Linked DNA regions of Mus musculus: all the other regions are linked to region 2. A link is a loop called in an ENCODE intact Hi-C map of the cell type or tissue named here. Cell type or tissue: heart. All regions are shown on one strand.

Region 1 (5,000 bases), 61 kb after region 2:
ATTTCTTTTCTTTTTACTACTCAAATTGCTTTCTTTGTAATGTTTCTCTTTACGGGAAAAGTGTAAGCTCTCAATTTGTTTTCTGGGTGAGGTGTGCGGCGAATGGTTGCTTTTCAGTCGCCCTGTCCAATGACAGGGCAAGCTCAACCAAACCTAGGAAAGTCTGGAACTGACTGTAAGATGAATTCTGTTCCCACACCTGGGCACCAAATATCTTGTCACCCACATCATCAAAGACCACATCCTGCAGGTAGTTAACAGCAATGGAGTTCAGAAAGCAGGGATGGACGAGTACATTATACATTACTTTTCTCAGTTCTTTTCTTGTTTATGACCTGAGATGATAAAATGGGTGTCCAACCCTAGCTAAGTAGCATACAGGATCAGGCACTTGTGAATATAAATATTAATTGGGGGTAGGGAAGGCTGTCATGCCTGGAAATGTATCAATCTTATGCCTCTGAAGATCCACAGCCAAGTCTCTTTCTGTGTGTTGGGTTTAAGTTTTCTGACATCTTTTCTTGAACAAACAGGCACCTCCTTGGGAGTACGGAGAAATCTCTTATAGCGATTGCTTCAGATCATGTTTGTTCCAGAACATGTTTGCTCCTTACGCCAACCGACCTATAACTGCCCTTCAACTGCGATACAAAAGCAGGCAGAAAGAATTTGCATCTTAAGTTCTGGAGAGCACTCTTCTTAGCTACTGAGCACCATAGAATGCTAGGGAGTGTGTTCCTATTTTAGACATGAAACCAAGCACCATGAGCCAGGGTATTAACTGTGAAGCCAACAGTGGATTGTGGTTGGTAGTGAGAATTCACCTGCCTTGCTCCACTGAGCCACATTTCCCAACCCCGCGAGCAGCTGCTGTAAGCTGCAACTCCGAGGAATTACTCTCTGCAAACCCAGACTGCCCTTTTCCTCTCTTCTCTTCAAGAACCTGCCCCATTCCTCACATGCACTGCCTCACAAGTGATTCACCAGATCCACGCAGTTCTACTCCCAAAAAGGAATTCTTTCAACTGAGGAGAGCATCGGTTTCTTTTCACATATCTGACAAAAAGCAACATCATGAAGGACGAGTTTAGAGTTTAAGAGAAAATACGACCTATCCTGATCAGGGAAAAAATGGTGTAGGGAGAAGGCCACAGCAGGTCACCGTCTGTCTGCAACCGGAAGTAGAGAGAGTACAGGAAGTTAGGGCTAGGCTATCAAACATTCTAGGCCCTCTTTACCAAAGCTCCGCCTCCTAAAGGTTCTACAACCTTCCAAAACAGCAACGCTTGCTGGCAACCAAGTGTTCAAACACCTGAGCCCACCGGAGAGTCCATTTTCGAGCCCATGACACTTGGCCAGCATTTGGAGACAAGGATTTTTGATAGATAATTTTGAAATCCTCTTTCTTTTTCCTATTGGCTACATCACTGAAATTTAAAGGCGTGGGCCTTACACGCCTATAAATTTCTAAACTGATTTAGTTCTTCACTTCTCAAAGTATCACCTTTTTAGCTCCTTTTCCTCTGTGATTTCCTTCTACTTAGCACCTGGTGTCTCCTCTGTGTATACTAACCCTCGGTATTCATGAGTTTGATCGCAGGGCCCCTTGCGATTTTCCCATACCCCAGGGGCTCAGAGACATTATTAAATTGGCACGACATTTGAATCTTCCCTCTGTAATCTTCTTATATACTTAAAATCATCTTTAGATGACTTTTAGTATGTTAGATGACTATTTGTCACGCAAATAGGTGACGTACTGTATTGGGTAGGGAATAGTGACAAGAAAAAGTCTGTTTACGTTCAGTACTGGTAGGCTGGAACCCCTGCTCATCCCCTGCACAAGCTGGGAAACCCCGTCTGCCCTCCTTCCCCCTCCTACCCTGCTCACACAGAGAAAACTCCGCTTCCTTGGTAAAAAAAATAAACTCCTAGCTAACCTGGATTATTCTTAGACTCCACATGTCCTGCAATCCACCCAAGAGTGCCCACAAAGGGGCTCAGTTTTTGATTGTGTATGGACATAATCCCAACTCCTAGCTGACACTTCATCACACCCTAGTGCCCAAGACCCATAAAACCCCTTTGCTGCTTTAGCCTGGATTCTTGATGTCACTGACCTCCACCTGTGAACCCACCCAAAAGCTGCCTCCTAAAAAGCCTATGTTTATCTACTTTAAAAAAAAAAGATTTTATTTACTTATTTTGTATATGTGTGTACACTGTAGCTGTCTTCAGAAACATCAGAAGAGGGCATCAGGTTCCATTACAGATGGTTGTGAGCCACCATGTGGTTGCTGGGAATTGAACTCAGGACTTCTGCAAGAGCAGTCAGTCAGTGCTCTTAAGCTCTAAGCCATCTCTCCAGGCCCTTTTGTCTATTGTTAATCAGGTCTAATCTAGCCTATATCTGCATCACCTAGGAAGAGAAAACTCCAGCAAGTACAAATGCAAGAAAAAGTATTTTTCATTGGTGCATGGCTGAGTTCATGGATGCTGAACTGGAAGATATGGGAGGCTGGGTCTATTTCAATCTTTTTCTCTGTACCACATGTTTATAATTCTCTGTGTGTGTGTGTGTCTCTCCCTCACTGTTTCTCTCTCTTCCTCCCTCGCTCCCTCCTTCCCACTACCACTATATATATATTTGCCTTGCTTTGAACAAATATTTCTTTATTATTAAACATCTACTTTAGACTAAGAAGTAGGCTAGGTATAAAAAAAATATAATGAAGAATGAAGATCTTTGTCGTTTAAGAAAACAAGGTCCTTCTATAGAGTTTTATATCTGACCTTTGACTATAAGACCAACTTTCCTAGCTTGTAATCATGTTTCTCATTCGTAACTGAAAGAAGAAAAAATTGTGTGTCAAGTTCCTTATCATAAAGACAACAAAAATTCATCTGCACAGGTTATACTCCATGCCTTTACACAACTCACAACTGATTTTATGAGTTTTGATTCATAAGGCCAGTTTGTGTTTGCATTCCTCTGCTTTCTTAGGCATAATAAAAATGCTAGGAATAGAGTTCAGGTGCCTTAGAGACGCCCTCGCTTCTCTAGCTCACCGACAAGCACGGCCACATCATTGACAAATATTCAGACACCGGGTGGCCTTTTGCACAATGAATTGGAAAAAATCAAATGTACTTTACACTTGACCCTGCCCTTAGAATGACCTGGGGGAATTCATTCCATACTAAGCATCTACTGCTCCACGATTCCCAGGTTCTAACTCAGTGAGTCTGGGATAGGGCCTGAGGTTAATCATATCTGACAGTCCACGGTGCTAATACTACCAGCCCTAGGAGTGAAGAAGCAGGAGAGTCCGGAGTTCCAGATCATTCTGAGCTACATAGCTGGGTTGAGGCTATCCGGAGTTACATGAGAACCTATTTCAAAAGGAAAGAAAGGAAGAAAAGAAAAGAAGGAAGGAAGAGAGGGAAGGATGAAAGGAGAGAGGAAGGAAGAGCAAAGAAGCAAGAAAAGCTTACTACATCTACTATCCCTTTCTCAAATATTTTTCTATGAATAAAGAAACCATTGAAGATGTATTTTTTCCTTAGAACAGTCTTAACATGGGCCCAAAAGTCAGGAGGGTCTTCCATGTTACCTGGAGCTTGTACCTTCTTTCCAACTAGGCTGGGAAGGATTGAGGGTAACTCTGATGACACTTGTTTTTCTAAGCAAAGGAGCAAATCACAAACAGGTCTCACATTGTTAAATACTGACTTGAATGGTGTCCTGTTCCCACTATTACTAAAATTTTAAGACGTCTCATCTTTAACCTCCTCCATTGTGCCTCTGGCTGACATCATATTTGTTTGAATTTGGGATTTACCACGATCGGGATTTTAAAAAGAAAGAAAAGAAAGCAGGCTCTTAAAAGCCAGGCTGTGGACAGGCCAGCTGTGTGGGCGAAGTGTGGTAGATGTGTGCATACCTGTAAAGAGCGCAGTGTGGGAGGGAGCACCAAGGGCTCTGCTGCCACTAAACTTACTGAGCAAACAAACTCTTAATACTGAATGGTCCCAGGAGCAGGTGCGAGCACAGGTGGGCTGTGGCACAAGGAAAGTAGAAAAAGAAGTTCCAGTATATTTATATCTCCAAGATAACTCTTTAATTTCCAGCCCAGTGTGGTGATAGCAAAACCTTGGTTCCAGTATTTCTGGGTGTTAAAATATTCTCCATTTGGACACTCAATTCTGGGAATTCTTCGCTTTTGAATATCATGCTATCCTTATCTATTCAGCAGATTTAACCTTTGGATTCTGGGCCAGTGGCCTGAGAAACGTTTCGTCTCAGCCCAAGCCCTTGACTATGTGTTAGTGGTTGTCTGACAGTTGGGCTTTCGGGAACTGGCAAGTCCCTGACCAGACTGAAAAGGGCAACAATTTTGATGTCAGAGCTTCAACATGTAGGCAGGGTTTCCAGCTTGCATCTCGCAGTTCTCCCAATGCGAGAGAGGGGCAGATCACTTTCCATTGTCATCTTTGACCTTCCAAAGAACCCTGGCTTTTGTGGGACGTCAACCGAGACCTCAGAGACAACAGAGTGAACCCAGAAGGCGATTCCTTCTTCCAGAACCGAGCTAACCTAGATAAAGTGTGTCGCAGCCTCCCACCGGCTGTCTTCAGCCCATTGAATCCAGCGGGATATCGTCCACACTGCGGCTCACAGGTAGTGACCCTGAAAGGAATAATGAAGGGAAAAAGATGATGCTAACCCCAGATGAAGCATCAAGCTGCCTGAGGAATCCTGATGGTCTATAGGTTGATGATGAAGCTGAGTCTGCCTTCCTGTGACTACGTATCACCACAGAGCTTAATTGTCAGCTGGATAGAGAGACGGTTATGAGGTTGGTTAAGTTCAATTCTGGATGTGTCTGTGCGAACATTTCCAGAGAAGGCTGGCCTGTGTGTCAGTGAGCTGCCTTGAATGTGGGTGGCACCACTGTGATAGGCTGGAGGCTGGGACAGAGTAAATATTAAAGGGCAAT
Region 2 (5,000 bases):
CACCCACCCCTACCCACGACTGCATCCCTTGAATAGATAGGAGAGATCTCAGAACCAAAACGCCTCAAGTCAAGGGCAGTTGGCCACTGGATAGTAGTCATGTGCTGAATAATGTTTGTCAGTGATGGGCTAAGTATACAATCCTGTCTCATCACATTCTGGTGGAGCTGAAAAAGTCTTGCTCCTGGTTAGATCACAGTCACCATGCCATCCTATACCACATTTTTCATCTGTGCAGAGAGGGACTGAGTGAGTCAACTGCCAATCAGATCCAAGCCTGGCATACCCAACCTGAGTGCAGTACGTGGTACCTGATAATAACAAGTCACCTACCTGCTGCTGGTTTAGGCAATGACTATCCCGTACATTTTTATCATTGGAAGGCTCATTGTTACAATACAATTTGACTGCAAAATATTCTACCACATGACCCCAGCAGCAGCCTTCCTTGTTCCCTGCAACCCCTTGATACAATCTCTAGTGCTTGCTGTAATTTTGTGTTAATTTGTTCATCATAGCTGCAGGAGCAAGAGGCTGTACCACACAGATACCCTAGAGCGCCTACAGCAGCGGATCTCAAGCTTCCTTAATGCTGTGACCCTTTAATGCAGTTTCTCATGTTGTAGTGATCCCCAACCATAAAATTGAGTTGGGTGCTACTTCATAACTGGAATTTTGCTACTGCTATGAATCATATTGTAAATATCTGATATGCAGGATATCTGATATGCTATGACCCTGTGAAAGGGTTGTTTGAACCCCTAAAGGGATTGAGAACTGTTGCTTACACCATCTTAAACGCTGCCTCCCCGTTTCCCCATTCCTGCTCAATCTTGTCTTTTCCATCTCTCTGTGCTCTCTTCATTTGACGGCAGATCTCTCTTCTCGGAGCTTTGTGTGGCTGATCTCTCTGCCCCCCGACTGCTACTTGAACCCCTCCTTTTTAATCCAGTTTTTATCTCCATGCTTTTTATGGACCCTTACTGATTCCAAGGAAGGTTCATTTTTTCCCAGAATATATTCTGGCCTTCATCACATTTGGGGTTCAGAACACAATACCTCAAAAAGGTGACTGTAGGAATCCACCAAAATATGCCATCTAAAATATGCCCCTATGACATGTTGTATATTTTAAGGGGTTATTTTAAGAAATCACAGATATGGAACCATTGACACTTGCTTGTTCATATAAGAAACTACAACTTTTAAAAAAATCTCATTTATGAGTGCGTGTCATTGTCCGCACCAGGAAGATGTTAATCATCTTCCATAGAGATTCTAACCCATGGAGAAGGTACCTGGTGCGTCTGAGTTAACATCGCCTTCCTGTCATTGCAAATGGCATTCTCCAGGACATCAAGGACATGCAGGCTTGTCTCCATTGCCATGTTATTGACCCAGCACCTGCTAGAAATCCAGACCCCTAGATTGCTCCCTGCAGTTAAGGACTGATTATACATGAGCCTCAGTCACCTGTCTGATGCTCTGAGTCTTCTAGCTTTATGTAACATATAATTAAATCTATTTTCTCTGGCTAATAGGCCAAGCTAATTCACAGACTACCCAGGAAAAGAACTTTGAAGTATAGAAGAAAGCAAATCTTCCTTCCTTGAATTAATTAATGTCTACTTCTCTCCTGCTATATAAGCTCGTTCCTGTCTAGGTTTTGACTTAAAATAGGGCTGGCAATTGTGAGCACTCTCTAGATAGTTGTCATATAAATTAACTTACTGATGACATATGGCAGGACTCTTGCAGTCACAATTTCTAGCCCCGCCCCCCACAAACGACACAAACAACTGTAATCTATGCTTAAAGGACCGAAATAATCAAAGAGCTTTATCTCCTTCAGGGTAAGTTCTGTGAAGACATCACGAAGGGAGGAGCCCTATACATACACACCAAGCAGCACTGAAATAGGAAGGTTTAAACGGTAGAAATCATCAGACTCTTTATGACCTAGAAACAGCCACTCCAGGTCTGCTCCAGGTCAAACTGCCTCCAGGGCAGGCTGAACCCTCCCTTCCACTGTTAAGGGGTGTTAACTGGAGACATGGCCGGATGTCTGACACCAACACAGGAAGTAAGAATCTGAATGCATGCCAGCCCTACCCTCACCCCAAGCCACAGCAAGGGGCTGGCACTCACCTGAACGCAGAACCGCAGTGGACAGACCATCTTGTGACCCTGGACACCCTGATCTCTTCTAGGTAGGCAGGCAGGGATGGGAACTCGTCCCTCTGTGTCCTTATGCTTCTCTCTCTGCAGATCCCCTCCTTGCATCTAAGGGCAGCTGACAGCTCTTCTCTACTGAGCAACCACACCCGTCGGATGTTCGTGGCCTGTGCATGTGTGGGGTTTTTCCTTCCGGTTGCTGAGAGGCGATGTTGTCTCAATTCATTTCCGCTCTGTACTGCTGCCACCACCTCCTCCCTCTCCTCCTGCTCTTCCCCCTCCTCCTCTTCTTCATCCCTCCTCCTCTTCCCCCTCTTTGTCCTCCTTCTCCCTCCTCATTTTTCTACTTCTCTTTCTCTGTCAGACTGTCCAATAAGTTGAGAAGATGTTATAATTTTGAGTAGGTAGCAAAACTATTTCTTTTCTGTAATCTTTTCTGTGGTTTGAAACAGGAGTGATCTTGACGTTGAGTTTAAATTCACTTGAAGTGGCCTTTTGGAGTTGCATTGCAGGAAAATATAGGCTATTTAAAAAGCCATTTGGTTTGGTATTTTTTTGTTGTTGTTTATATGGACTACATTTGTTCTGAAGGTTTCTACTGTAAATTGACATGGGACATTCTGACATATAGTAAGTACTTATGGTATTTGTGGCATATAGTAGGCAATGACTTAGGGGCTATATCCTCACTGGAGAACCTCCAACTTACAATGAAGTAAGAATAAAAACACTTGAACCAGTGGGAGGGAAGTGGAAAGCCACCTGGTCCTAACCCCTTTTCTTCTTCTCTACTTCTAAGCAGCAGGTAAGTGAGCCACTGGATCAGTCATGTTTTATGTTGCACGCTTTTGTGCCTCAGTGTCCTCTTCTGAGCAACAGGAAACATTGTGGAGTGTTCTGAGTATTGAATGGGTTAGCATCTGGCATAAAATAAGGACTACATGAGTGCTTGCTGTTATTATCAGGGTCAATTCTATATCTTTTGATCTGGGTTTTCATTTTCTTCTTCCCTGTTTCCTATTCCTGAGAGTCGCCTAGGGAATTACTTGGGGAGATAGCAGATTGAGAGAAAAGAGAAGGAGTATTTGAATGACAAATGCTCTTAAACATGTATGGATGCCTGGTGTTCCTCTTTGGTGCCAAGCTGCTATGGTGAGATTTCCCCCCATGAGGAGGGACCTCCCACCTTCCCTCCTCATGAGGTTCTAATGGCAAGCCAAAGTGAACCCTAGGGAACCAGAGAGTTTATTTGGGTTACTTACAGAGTATGGAAGAGGGGTGAGGGGCAGGCATGTAGGCGAGCTTAAAGCAACCACACGGGAAGGTCTGTATCCAACATGGATGATGGTCATCCCAGGGCTGTGTGGATACAGACCCCTCCCCTAGTCCTTCTCTACCTGCATGTATGTTCTAGCCCCTTCTTGAGACCTTTGGAACCATATGCAGTTAGGACTGAATTTCATGAAACTGGTTGGGAGAAGTAACTAGATACTCAAGAGTATCCCATGACTCTCCCATCCTCCACCTTCTATGAGGGAAACTCAGTAGTCAACCAGCCCAGTCTAAGATTGCAAAAATTCTCACTGAAGATATTCTACCCATAAACAGACACCACTTTGGGCGAATAGAGAAATACAACTCAGCTCGAGACTTGCAGAGTGATTTATAAACACACCAACACCTACATCTCCATCTATTCTCCCACATGTGTCTGAAGTGAATCAGATAACTTCCTCTTACAAATAATTCTTGAGCACAAGCTATGAATCCAGACCTCATCTGAGTTCTGAGTAGATTACTCATCTGGCAAGTTGTTGTTGTTGTTTAATAGCACAGAGTTTTCATAATGAGCTGGTGGTACAGAGAAAAAGGCCTGTGCATATTTTGTCTAAGTATCCCTGTATGCATTTCTTGTTATTAAAGGATTACTTTTTCATTGGACATTTAATCATGATGTGTAATTTAAATGTCTGAACATTAGGATGTAATTTACAGATTTATAGTATATCAAATGTCAGCAGAGTCTCCTTGTAAATCAGTGCTACACATATGTGGGTGCTGGCTCAGTAGGGAACGTGCTTGCCAGGCAGATGTGACGACACCCACATAAAAACCAGATGTGGCAGCTCATGTCTGTAACGCTGATACTTAACAGTGGACAGGCTAGTGGACAGGGGTTGGCATCTGGTCAGTCAGTCTAGCTGAACTGGTGAGCAATAAGTTCAGTGAGAGACCCTGTCTCAAAACATAAGTTGGAAAGTGATAAAGGAATATACTCAACTTCAACCTCTGGCCTCCACATATGTACTCATGAGGAAGCACACCTGAACACACACACACACGCACACGCACACGCACACGCACACACACACAGGCATATATAATCCCCATACATACCTCTCAGACCAGAGAGAGAGAGGATGCTTCTTTAAAGGCAACTGATGAACTGAGAATTTGTTCCAAAAAAACCATATCAGAATTATTTTAGAAAAACAATTTTTTTTCACAGTTGATAAGATGTAGAATTTCTGTATGTGGTTTCTTACTTGGGTTCTTGGATTTTTACCTTCTTTTTTTTTTGTTTTGTTTTGTTGTTTCTCTTCTGTTTGGTTAGTGGCAGGTCAAGCTGCTTGTCAAAAATAATTATGAACTACAGATGGTTCTCACAAAAATAAACAAGCAAGAAATGTCTAACCACTTGGGGCAGTGAAGACAGTGTTTGCGTTTCCATCCATGCTTAAGCACGCTCTCTGGCTGCTTTAATTGGCTTCTTGGTGCTGTCCCGTTGGCTGACATCTCAGTGAACACCATGAAATGGTTTACAA
Region 3 (5,000 bases), 84 kb after region 2:
ACCTGTGCATGCACATGTCAAGACCAGAGGCTGGCATCAAGAGTCTTCCTCTGTTATCTCCACCTTATTCTGCGAGATAGAGTTTCTCAATGATTTCCCTAGATCTTACCAATCGCCCGGGCAAGCTGACCACTGAGAATTCTCCTGTCTTGCCTGCCAGCACTGCTTGCCAACATTGTATGTCCTGCCAATGTTTCCAGCTTTTATGTGAGTGCTATAGATCTTAACTCAGGTCCTCAAAGCCTTTCCTTCCTGAGACATCCTCCAGTCTCCTCTGATCTCAGAGAACTGTCCTCATCTTTGAGCTGCCATGCTAGACAACCCCTTCTGGTGACTCCATCCCTTACAAACATGCCAATCTGAAAGTCCAAATACTGACTCAATCCCCATTTAAAATAACTTACTGCCAAAGAGGGTAGTCACTGAGTCTTCTACCTATGAAACCCAGGTACCTTGCTTCTCTGTGCCCACTAGAGAGTTGCACAGCCAAGGGGAAGGGAGAGCCCCACATGTTAGCTCACTGTGGGGATTTAGCTGCCTGAGAGGCGAGTGACTTATGGAAAGGAAGTATTCCTTGGCACAAGTACAGACTCTGGCCACAGAACTACGGCCTTTTCATTTTTTTAAGAATCCAGGAGGTATGAATGGCCATTAATACCACAGAATGCCCACTTAGCATCTCACAGACTTGATTGAGAACTAACCTTAAACACGAGGCCATAGAAACCATCCTAGGAACAGGGCATATAGAAATGTTTCATTACCTCGGTCTTCTTGTACTGACAAGCTGCAGGGATCAGAGGACAGAAGAGTAGCCACGTGTTAAGTGTTATGGCCCACCTGAGTGACCTGAAAATCCCAATGACTTTGTCAGAGCTTGGAGACCCAGCCAATAATCCCTAAATAGTGTGAGGACTTATTACCCCTTCCACTTTACAACCACAAGTCAATTTGTGGGCCAAGACATCTCAGGAGCATAGTGTGACACTCTTTGGGATTTTGAGAAGTAACTGGGAGGTCTTCGAGATATCCTGAGGCTCTCATAATCCAAAATTTGTAGTGAAGCCTTAGCAGACAGCCTTTGCTATATAACCAACGAGTCACAGAGAAGTGTGTGTGACACATGAATGTGAACCAGTAAACTGAAAATCAGCACTGTCATGCACACACACATGCACACACACCCTATACACAACACACATACACAACACATACACCACACACACAGACACATACTACACACACCACATATACAGCACACATATCACACACATACCACACACACACACCACACTCACATACACAAACACACACACAGACACCACACATACAAAATTAGGACCTAAGTCCACAGATTCACCTTACCTCTGTGTTTACATGTGGGTTTTGTTGTTGTTGTTGTTAATGAAGTCTAGGGTAGATATGTTTTGATATGATCAGTCCTTCATTAGTTTGCCTAGTGGCTCATGAGAAAAAATGGTAGGTGTTCTCAGGTAGGGGTTGAGTCAAAATTGAAGGATTATTAAAAAAAAAAAAGAACTGAAGAAAGAAAGGAATGAGGGAGGGAGGGAAGGGGAGAGAGAGAAGAAAGAAAGAGAGAAAGAAAGGGAAAGAAGAAAGATGAAGAGAGACAAAAAGGAAGGACGGAGCGAGGGAAGGAGGGAGAGACGGAGGGAGGGAGGGAAAGGGAAGAGAAGGGAAGGGAAGGGATGGAAAGAAGAAAGATATAGAGTGATAGGAAGGAAAGAAAGAAGGAAGGAAGGGAGGGAGGGAAGGAAGGAGGGAAGGAATGAAGGAAGGAAGGAAGGAAGGAAGGAAGGAAGGAAGGAAGGAAGGAAGGAAGACAAAAACAACAAAAACCAGTTCTTCAAAGCTCAATCTGCCCCTAGCCTCTGTCTCCCTTTGATTTATACTCTACCATGTTGTAAAGTCTCAATCTTGTCTTCAGACACTGGAATCAGAGGTGCTGACTACAACGCTGTCTTTATTCTCCAGATCACTGGCCTGTCGAAGCTTGACTCCCCTTGATCCAGCTCAGGGCCACTGCAGCGTTCTCCCAGACTCACATAGAAGCTGCCATTTTGACTACAGGTTGCCAACGCTCTTGGATTAGCGTGCACAATTATGGGCAAAATCTGCTTCCCATTTGTCAGGAAAGCAGGAGTCTTACAATGTGTTTGGTTCCTGCAATTAATTCACTGTAAGCAATTTGGTCCCCAGATTCCCTGCAGTGAGAATAGCCGGCCATTTTCACAGTCATTGAACCATTAAATCCCTGTGTATACAAAACAAAGAACTAGGAAAGAATGTTGAGTAAGAGTTACTTAAAATGGTGATACAAATGTTACCCTTTCAGTAACCGTCCTAGCGTGATATATAATACACAAATATACTGATGCCTACGAGCATGGAATACAGAAATACTGTCTGTGTTGTGTCAGAAGCCAGAGGCAGCACAGAATGTGGTTGTCACAGTCACACGTTAGAGCATTGTCTGGGAATTACAGGCTTCTAGATCCCCTCTCCTTTTTCAGGAAATGCTACCTGCCCTGCTGCACCCAAAATACAGGAAAGGTAGAGTTTCTCTCCCTTCTGTCTGTAAACCAGGATGGAGGCTAAGTTACTTATCACAACAAAGTGTCTTGAGTTTCAGAGAGCATTTCCTCCGAACCTTCCCTGTGGCCAGTGTCTTGAATTTGAAGGCTCTTGTCAATTTCACCTTCTCAAAAGGACAAAGATAAATTAGGCACTGGTTCCCCCTGGTGTTTGATTGTGGAACTATACTTCCAAGATTCACCGATGGGTTTCTGTTTGTGGCGGGACAGTTTGCCCTCTGGTGGAGACCACAAAAACAGCCAAGATGCTAATTAAATATTTGTTTATTGAGTTTAAAGCAGTGAGTATTAATTCAAAGCACAAATTTTTAAATACGAAAATTACAAATCACTAACTATCACACACACAAAGAGAGCAAGCAGTTACATTTGGTAGGCATAGTGCTTAGGACTTGGTTGGTACAGGTTTAGTGGGAGTGATCACCCCCTAACACAGGAGATTCACCGGACAGTAATCACCTGCTCTCAGACATGGCATCTTGGGCCCTGGAGCAGGCAAACGCATGGTTCTGCCTAGAGATGTGTTTTTCATACAGTGTAACCAGCTGGTGCTGGCTTGTAGGCTTACATGGTTGGTGGCTGCCTCGTTGGCTCATGGCATCCAAGGAAGTGTGCCAAGAAAGAGAACCTAGAAAATTCTAAGCTCCCTCTCATGACCCACCTCAGAAGTCACCAGTGTCAGCCTGAGCTATTGATAGAAGTGGCTTCACCCAAGCTCACAGACAAAGAACATAACTCATCCTCCCGCCTAGAAGTGTCATGTCCCAAGGGAAAAAGAGGACTGGGTGTAACACATGTATTTGAATGGCCGTCTTCATAAAAATGTGATCAAACTATAGTGATTTTATTTCATTCTTTTCCAAACTCTGAGGTCAGTACCATCATTATCCCAATTTTGCTCTTCAGTGAATAGGGTCAAAAGTACTTTTTTTTTTTTTTAAAAGACTTCTTCATAACATCGGAACAGATCAAGCCCTACTAAATCTGTGGATTTGTGTGGGAGGAGGGAGGCAAATCTGTCCCCAGACAAGACTGTTAAGTTAATGTTTATTAGTGTACCAAAGACTGATACACTTCCAATCAATGAAAATATAAACCCACAGGATAGTGACAGACACAGCAGCTCCAAGGAAGAACACTACCAGGCTGACTTGGAGTCATCTATTATTCTGCAAGATCCAGCCAGTTCTTGCAGGAGAGACTAGCCACATAGCAATATGACAGAGATTACTGAGTTGGCTTTTGTGCTTATTGTCTTGACAGGAGGCCAGCTCCTATTTGCTCATCTCCACTGTGACAGCACTGACCTCATAGATCAAGGACTCTAGGTAGGAATTATTCCAATGGCCAATGCTAAGTAGATGGAAACGGGAAAGGTCTGTTGTTTGACTCTTCCTGGGGAGTCTTTATCTTTCCCCTCCAGATAGAGAGGACCAAGACAAAGGACCCCTGTAGACAAGTTCAGCTTGGTGAGCAAAAGAGTTCATTTTGCTCTATCATTGGCTGGGTAGAGTCTGCAACAGGTGGCAGCTGATGCTGCACTCAAGGATGCTCGATGAAGCAGCATCACCAAGTGGCAGGTTCTGTAGATGCCACATGGGTAAAAGTATGACATGCACAATTTGTTTCAGAACAACCCTTGTGGAAACAATGTGTAAAATCGGTAAAAAGGTGATTTCCTCTGTACCTTCTAGTAATGGGTACTTAAGTAAAAGTAAAATGAGCTAATGTTTATTGAGTAGTTAGTCTACCCCAGGAGGTCACGTTGCTTCTGCCTGAAGTCATTATTTGTCTCATTTCACAGATGAGCAAAGAAAATAACAAGATAAGTACAGACACTGCTTTGATTCTCCAAGTGAGAGATGGGGAGGTAGGGGAACCAGTCCCATAGTGCTCACGGATTTAGAAATGATTTCATTGTTACATCAATGACACAGAGATGATACATTTACTTCAGTATGTTAATAACTAGTCTTTGGACGATCTTAAAAATAACACCAGTTTTAAAATTCTACTTCCTGTTTGCTCATTGCTGGTGAATAGAATACAATTGCCCCTGTAGTATCCTGAAATATTGCCAAACCAAACTGAAGGATTTTTAAATCAATTCTGTGGTATTGTCTGTGTAGACAACTATTGCTCGCCGAATAGAAGTTTTCTTTCTTCTTGATCTGTATTTCACTTAACTAATTCATCTTGACTTTTTATACCAGCTAAGAAGTCCAGCATAATGCTAACTAGGATATTAGGAGTAAATACCTTCTTTTTTTTTAAATCTTAGGAAGAAAGCCTTCAGTATCTGACCTTTTCATTTATATATACATATGTACATATGCATATACATATACAAATGTTTCCTCTTTAGTCTGTTAATATATTAACTGA
Region 4 (5,000 bases), 130 kb before region 2:
CTCTACATTAAAGGAATTTTATATAGAACATTTTGTTGTTGTTGTGTCTGAGACGAGGTCTCACGATGTAGCCTTGGCTGGCCTGGAACTCATAGGGATCCCCCTGCCTCTGACTCCACAAGAGCCGTGATTAAAGGTGTGTTCCACCATGCCTGGCTTCATTATGTAGAATCTTAACAAAGGAAGTTTGTACAATTCACTGTCATTCAGACAGACTCTTCTCAGAGAAATGGAACCTTAAACACCCATGACAGTCTTTCCACGAACAAACAAAAATGTAAGTAAACTAAAAGCAGACTAGATGTGTACTAAGTGGAAAGATTTACCTAAAGCAATAGCTTGCATTCCACAGCCCTCATAGTTGTAATTGCTGGCTGCCTCGAGCTGTGTATTTTGAGGACAAACTGAGTGGAAGTTGATTGCACCCTGGTTATGAACCCTGAAGTAGCTAAACAAGACCATCTGGTTAACAACAGACAAAAAAGAAAGGAAAAAGAAAAGAGAAAGAAAGAAAAAGAAAGAGAAGCCTTTTAAGCCTGACTTATAAATCTTACAATGATCCATTTTTAAGCCCAAGCTAAATTTATAGTTTATGTGCAACATAGTGTTTAAGAGATAATTCCAGACTCCTGGGTTTTACAATCTAATAATTATCTGGTTTTACTACTTAAGTAGCTCCAATTAAACAAATAAATGCCAACTTCGTATTTCAGTTTGCAGAGTTACCACTGAAACAAAATAGAAGACTGACTATCCTGGGAGAATACTTGGGAGGGAATAGTTCTGAACTTTCTGAGGCCAGAACATACTGGTCTGAGGGATGTTTTAGGGAGTTACAGATGATTTCTGTTTTAGGGTTTGCTTTCCCTTTCCTGGTAGTGTTTAAATCACCAGTATTAGATCAAGATCACTTTTAATCCCATGCTCCTCAGTTGGTGTGTCGGAAAAAACCCATCATTTAACTTCTGTGTGCCACAGTTGCTACTTTGGGAAAATAAGTGTGCCTCGGAGCTAATGGGGAGAGTTAAGTGTGACGGACTTGTATCGCTTTACCCATCATGCCTCTGCTTCAGCATCTCCTACACAGAATGACTAATTCTCTCCTGAAAGACAGTTATCTTTCATTAGCTAAATAGACTTTATGACAGAGGGAAAAGTGGCTCGCTTCTGCTATGGTCAACTCAGGGTGCCCATGTGTGAGTTGTTTACTTGGGGAGCATAGCGTTTTTGCTGGTGAAGTTGTCTACAATAATAATGAGATGATGGTGATGATGGTGATGGTGATGATGATGATAAATAACCATGTATTTCTATTGCTCGGCAAAGTGTTCAACTCTGGGCAGACTCAGCCAAGTGGAAAGCATTCCCCAGTTGCAGTTTCTCACCTGCAGTGTAAATCATCAGTCCCCATGATATTTTCTTTCCATAAAGAGCAAAGCGAAACATGATGAGGTCACTGAACCAAAGTGACTTTAGATGTCGTCACATGTCCTCACCTTCTAGACTACAGCACTCAGAGTTCACACCAGCTATTTAATGTCCCAATGATGGACAGAGTTAATCCTTTCTCTTTTCTCTATAACACTGTCTTGATTCAACAACAGGGAGAATGGGAAGGAAAAAAAAAAAAACAACATTGCAGGCTTGATACCATGTATCCCCATCACTTCCAAAAAGATTCTGTTCCTGCCAGGTAGAAAGCTGCATCATTTCTGACTGACTCCTAGAGCTTTCCTTTCTTCTGCCCCTCCCCATAGATGTACGAAATGGAAAGCTGATAGGAGATGACAATAGATATCTGGGTCTTTAGACTGCTGGAACTTCCCCAACAACTATCACTCATGCTTTGGCTCACAGCTTTTGAACAAGATTTATAGACAGGGAACCAGTGGCTGTTAGCTACAGCCTTCTATCCCAAAGGAAGGGCCAGAGGCTACATACCGCAGAGGGAAGCCAAGTTAGCCCCTAGCTAAGTCAGTTAACTGGCTCTGTTAAGTCACCTTACCAAAACGAATTTTTGAAATGACACAGTCCTTTAAAAGTCGAGGACTCATGTCTCTTCACCATTAAAATTAAAAAAAAAATTTTTTTTTAAAAAAAAGGATCGTAAGTAAGTACCGCCAAGTCATTGCCATGAACTGCTACTGGGCCAAGTCCCTTGGAAACTGCCTCATTAGACGGGATGTGCTGAGCAAGGCATAATCATTTTGCCAAGAGTAACCCCAGAAACCGTGGTGCAAAATGCAGTGGAAAATAGAGCTGCCAAAATTATGAGCAGGACATTCTGTAAGCGTCAGGGAAAATAAGCCAGCCGGAGCCTTCATACTTTCAGACCCGTTCAACCCCAATAAAGAGTTATCCAGAAATGACTAACAGCCATTTATTCATAAGGATGTGGGAATTCTCCATCATCGCGCCTATGATAGTGTCTGGGTTTTTAATCTGCTTCTACCGAAAGGACCTCGAGCAGACAGCTTCCCAGATCAAGTGCTTAAGGCAAAAATCTGAAAAGGTGCTTTTAGAACCTGTCAGAGACTCAGCAGTTCTGACTCTCCTTATTATGGCTCCCCAAGCTGGCTTTGGTCAGGCAGAGACCTGCGACTTGCCTGCTGCGAGGCGAGTTAGACACCCTCTGATCTCTGGCGGCGGCTCCTATGCTAACTCTACTCCACCGCCTTCCGCCACCCACAACAACTTTCAGAACCATGCACCAAGAACTAGTGGATCTGAAAGCGCATGTCTGCTGGCGGTACACCCGGGGGAAGCCTGGAAGCGAGATCAGACGCAGCTCGGCAAAACCAGACACACAAGGGATCCCTGCCCAGTTGTCAAGGTGGGAAAGGCGCCGGCCGGCACAGCTGCCTCTAGCTTCTCAGGAGACGGCGTACAAGGCACTCTTACCTTGTACTTCATCTCGGCGGTGATCTGATGAGCCCTGGTCCTATCGAATCACACAGTGAGTGAGGCACTGCAGAGTCCGCCCCTCCATTGAGCGCTGGGCTGGATGGAAATGAGAAGCCTTCGCCTCCCGCGCACTGCGGAGTCTCTGAGCTCACAGCCCAGATCCAGACCAGCACGGCGCGGGCCTCGTTTGCATACCGCGCCGCCATTGGCTGCTGGTGGCGGTGAAGGTAACGCCTCCACCCCGCCCACCTCTAACTTCTGAAACCCTCCGACAAAGAGCGTGTAATACGATCATTTCTTTTCACGTTATCAAAAGGGCGGAGGAGAAAACAGAAAGTGGGGAGGCGGCCCCAGCCACCCGGAGAAATAAAAATATAAAGAGGAAAGACATAGGAACCAGACAAAGGAGGTACGTTCCTTTTGAGAGTAACCTAAGTTTTAAAGAATCCGAATTCACAAAGCAGTCTGACGATCGCGCTTCCTGTGACCTAGCAACTAGTTCATAAACCCATTTCATTTCAAAGCCATTCACCTTACAATCTCTACATGAAACGAGCTGGAGGAACAAAGGGTTTTCTGTCTCCAGTACCCCCCCCTTTTTTTTTTACTAACCACCCCTGCTGATAGCTCTCTTTCCCTGTCTTTTCTCTTCCCCTTCCCTTTTCTGTGGCTGCTCCCCTCACCCCCAAGTGTTCAAAGTACTTTGCTAAGTCAGTCTGCTAGGAGCTGGAAAACATTTCTTTCTCAATGAAAAGGAACTCACTCATAAGCACCAGGCCTTCCCGGTTCTTCTCACTAGGACCTCCGAGGATAAAGGATAGGTGGGAACCCATGCAGGTTCTATAGAACACACCCGATACATCACGCCTGTCCAGCCAGCACTCTCCTCTTTGACCGCTGGCATTGCCAGATTCCGCTTTTGAACACCGAGGCCTTTTCCTTTTGACCTCTCTCCCCCAAATGACCCATTAGCCCACTCACACTTATTATTCAGGGAGAACGCTTCTGTTTGATAAGCCTGGTTTAAAAAAAAAAAAAAAAAAAAAAAAAAGAACAGCCTCTTTCAGGCAGAGCGCGGGACATGATTTGTAGAGCGGTTCCATTCTGAGATTTCTATAGAGAAAGAGAATCACTCAGGAGAAGACAGGCTTTTCTTTTCCTCGGGCCTCAGGACTTGGAGTATTCAGGACTATCCCCCAGTTGGGATGCATTCCAGCCAGACTGCACGACTCGGGTGGAAAAAAAAAATCAGCTCTTACTTCTTTCCTGACTAAGGTAGTCCAGAATCAGTTTTGCCTCCCCAATCCCCTTCTAAATTTCCAATGGATTAAAACTTTTGAAAATAAATGATTTAAGCCAAAAGCATAGGAGAGCAGATGCCGCATAAAAGTGGTTTCTGGGGGTGGGGGTGGGGGTGGGGGTGGGGTAGGGTTTACATTGACAATTGAATCCACATTTGGCTGCAGCTTGGAGTTTGCTCTACAAGATGTCCCTGGCCACCTTCGTGAAGTTGACATCCCGGTTCAGGCCCCTTCCAGGTCATGGCTTTTACTTCCTGATCTCAAAGCCGAATTGAACCTGTGTGATTCGCAAGGTCTTTTGTACACAGATTAGGCACGAAGCAGATTGCGGTAGCAGGATCATCCTGGCAGCCCTGAAGATTCACACTAGGGACCTATGTTTGTAGGACAAGTCAAATCTTTCTCTCTAGATTTGTCCTGGTTCCCCAGGAGACAGAGATAGCATTCCTTTGACTTCTTCAGCAGCCAGGCTGAATCATGCTTAGATGAGTGGATTAAAGCAAGGCTAACCCATTCAACCTCAACATTGCCAAAGCCTGTGCTAGGCGTTTGTGAAATTGTCTTCTCAGGGTAGATGGCTTGATTCCTATCAGGCAAATCGATACACATTCCTTAACTTTGCAATGCTAGCCTTATAAAATGAGGACATAATAATGTGTACCTGCTAGGGAAGAGAGCTAGGGTTTTCCTTGAGTGTGATAGGAAGCCATCTAAGAATTTTGAGAAAAAAACAATTTCCCTGTTTTTGCCCTTATTATCATGCTGTGATCTCAGTGCAGCCTAAGTAACACAAGT

Evidence for each region. Peaks named below come from ENCODE experiments on the same cell type or tissue, not always from the same donor. Only the 100,000 strongest peaks of a DNase experiment are listed, where the experiment ranks them.
Region 1: it touches region 2 in a loop (1.9-fold over the local background); 4 of 42 quality-filtered maps call a loop at or near these places.
Region 3: it touches region 2 in a loop (2.4-fold over the local background); 4 of 42 quality-filtered maps call a loop at or near these places.
Region 4: it touches region 2 in a loop (1.9-fold over the local background); 3 of 42 quality-filtered maps call a loop at or near these places.

What each region holds. Positions count from the first base shown.
Region 1 is chr13:41,545,515-41,550,514 of GRCm38, forward strand. The region is part of intron 2 of Gm32184 (a long non-coding RNA gene); the gene reads right to left. Among named protein-coding and RNA genes, the nearest start is that of Tmem170b, 58 kb to the right of the region's middle. In heart, a CTCF peak has its summit at 2,278 (motif pointing right); no DNase peak of the experiment used is centred here.
Region 2 is chr13:41,485,009-41,490,008 of GRCm38, forward strand. It overlaps Gm32401 (a long non-coding RNA gene), which reads left to right and starts at 1,903. Exons shown (of 8, transcript XR_873291.2): 1 at 1,903-2,210. It also overlaps a transcript of Nedd9 not described here. In heart, no CTCF peak of the experiment used is centred here; a DNase peak (open chromatin) is centred at 2,343; H3K27ac peaks cover 603 bases.
Region 3 is chr13:41,569,429-41,574,428 of GRCm38, forward strand. All of the region lies in intron 1 of Gm32184 (a long non-coding RNA gene), which reads right to left. Among named protein-coding and RNA genes, the nearest start is that of Tmem170b, 34 kb to the right of the region's middle. In heart, CTCF peaks have their summits at 2,806 (motif pointing left) and 3,012; a DNase peak (open chromatin) is centred at 2,763; H3K27me3 peaks cover 684 bases.
Region 4 is chr13:41,355,952-41,360,951 of GRCm38, forward strand. Nedd9 (neural precursor cell expressed, developmentally down-regulated gene 9) reads right to left here and starts at 3,050. Exons shown (of 7, transcript NM_017464.5): 1 at 2,902-3,050. The coding sequence starts at 2,913. In heart, a CTCF peak has its summit at 3,110; DNase peaks (open chromatin) are centred at 2,310 and 3,050; H3K4me3 peaks cover 3,539 bases; H3K27ac peaks cover 2,747 bases.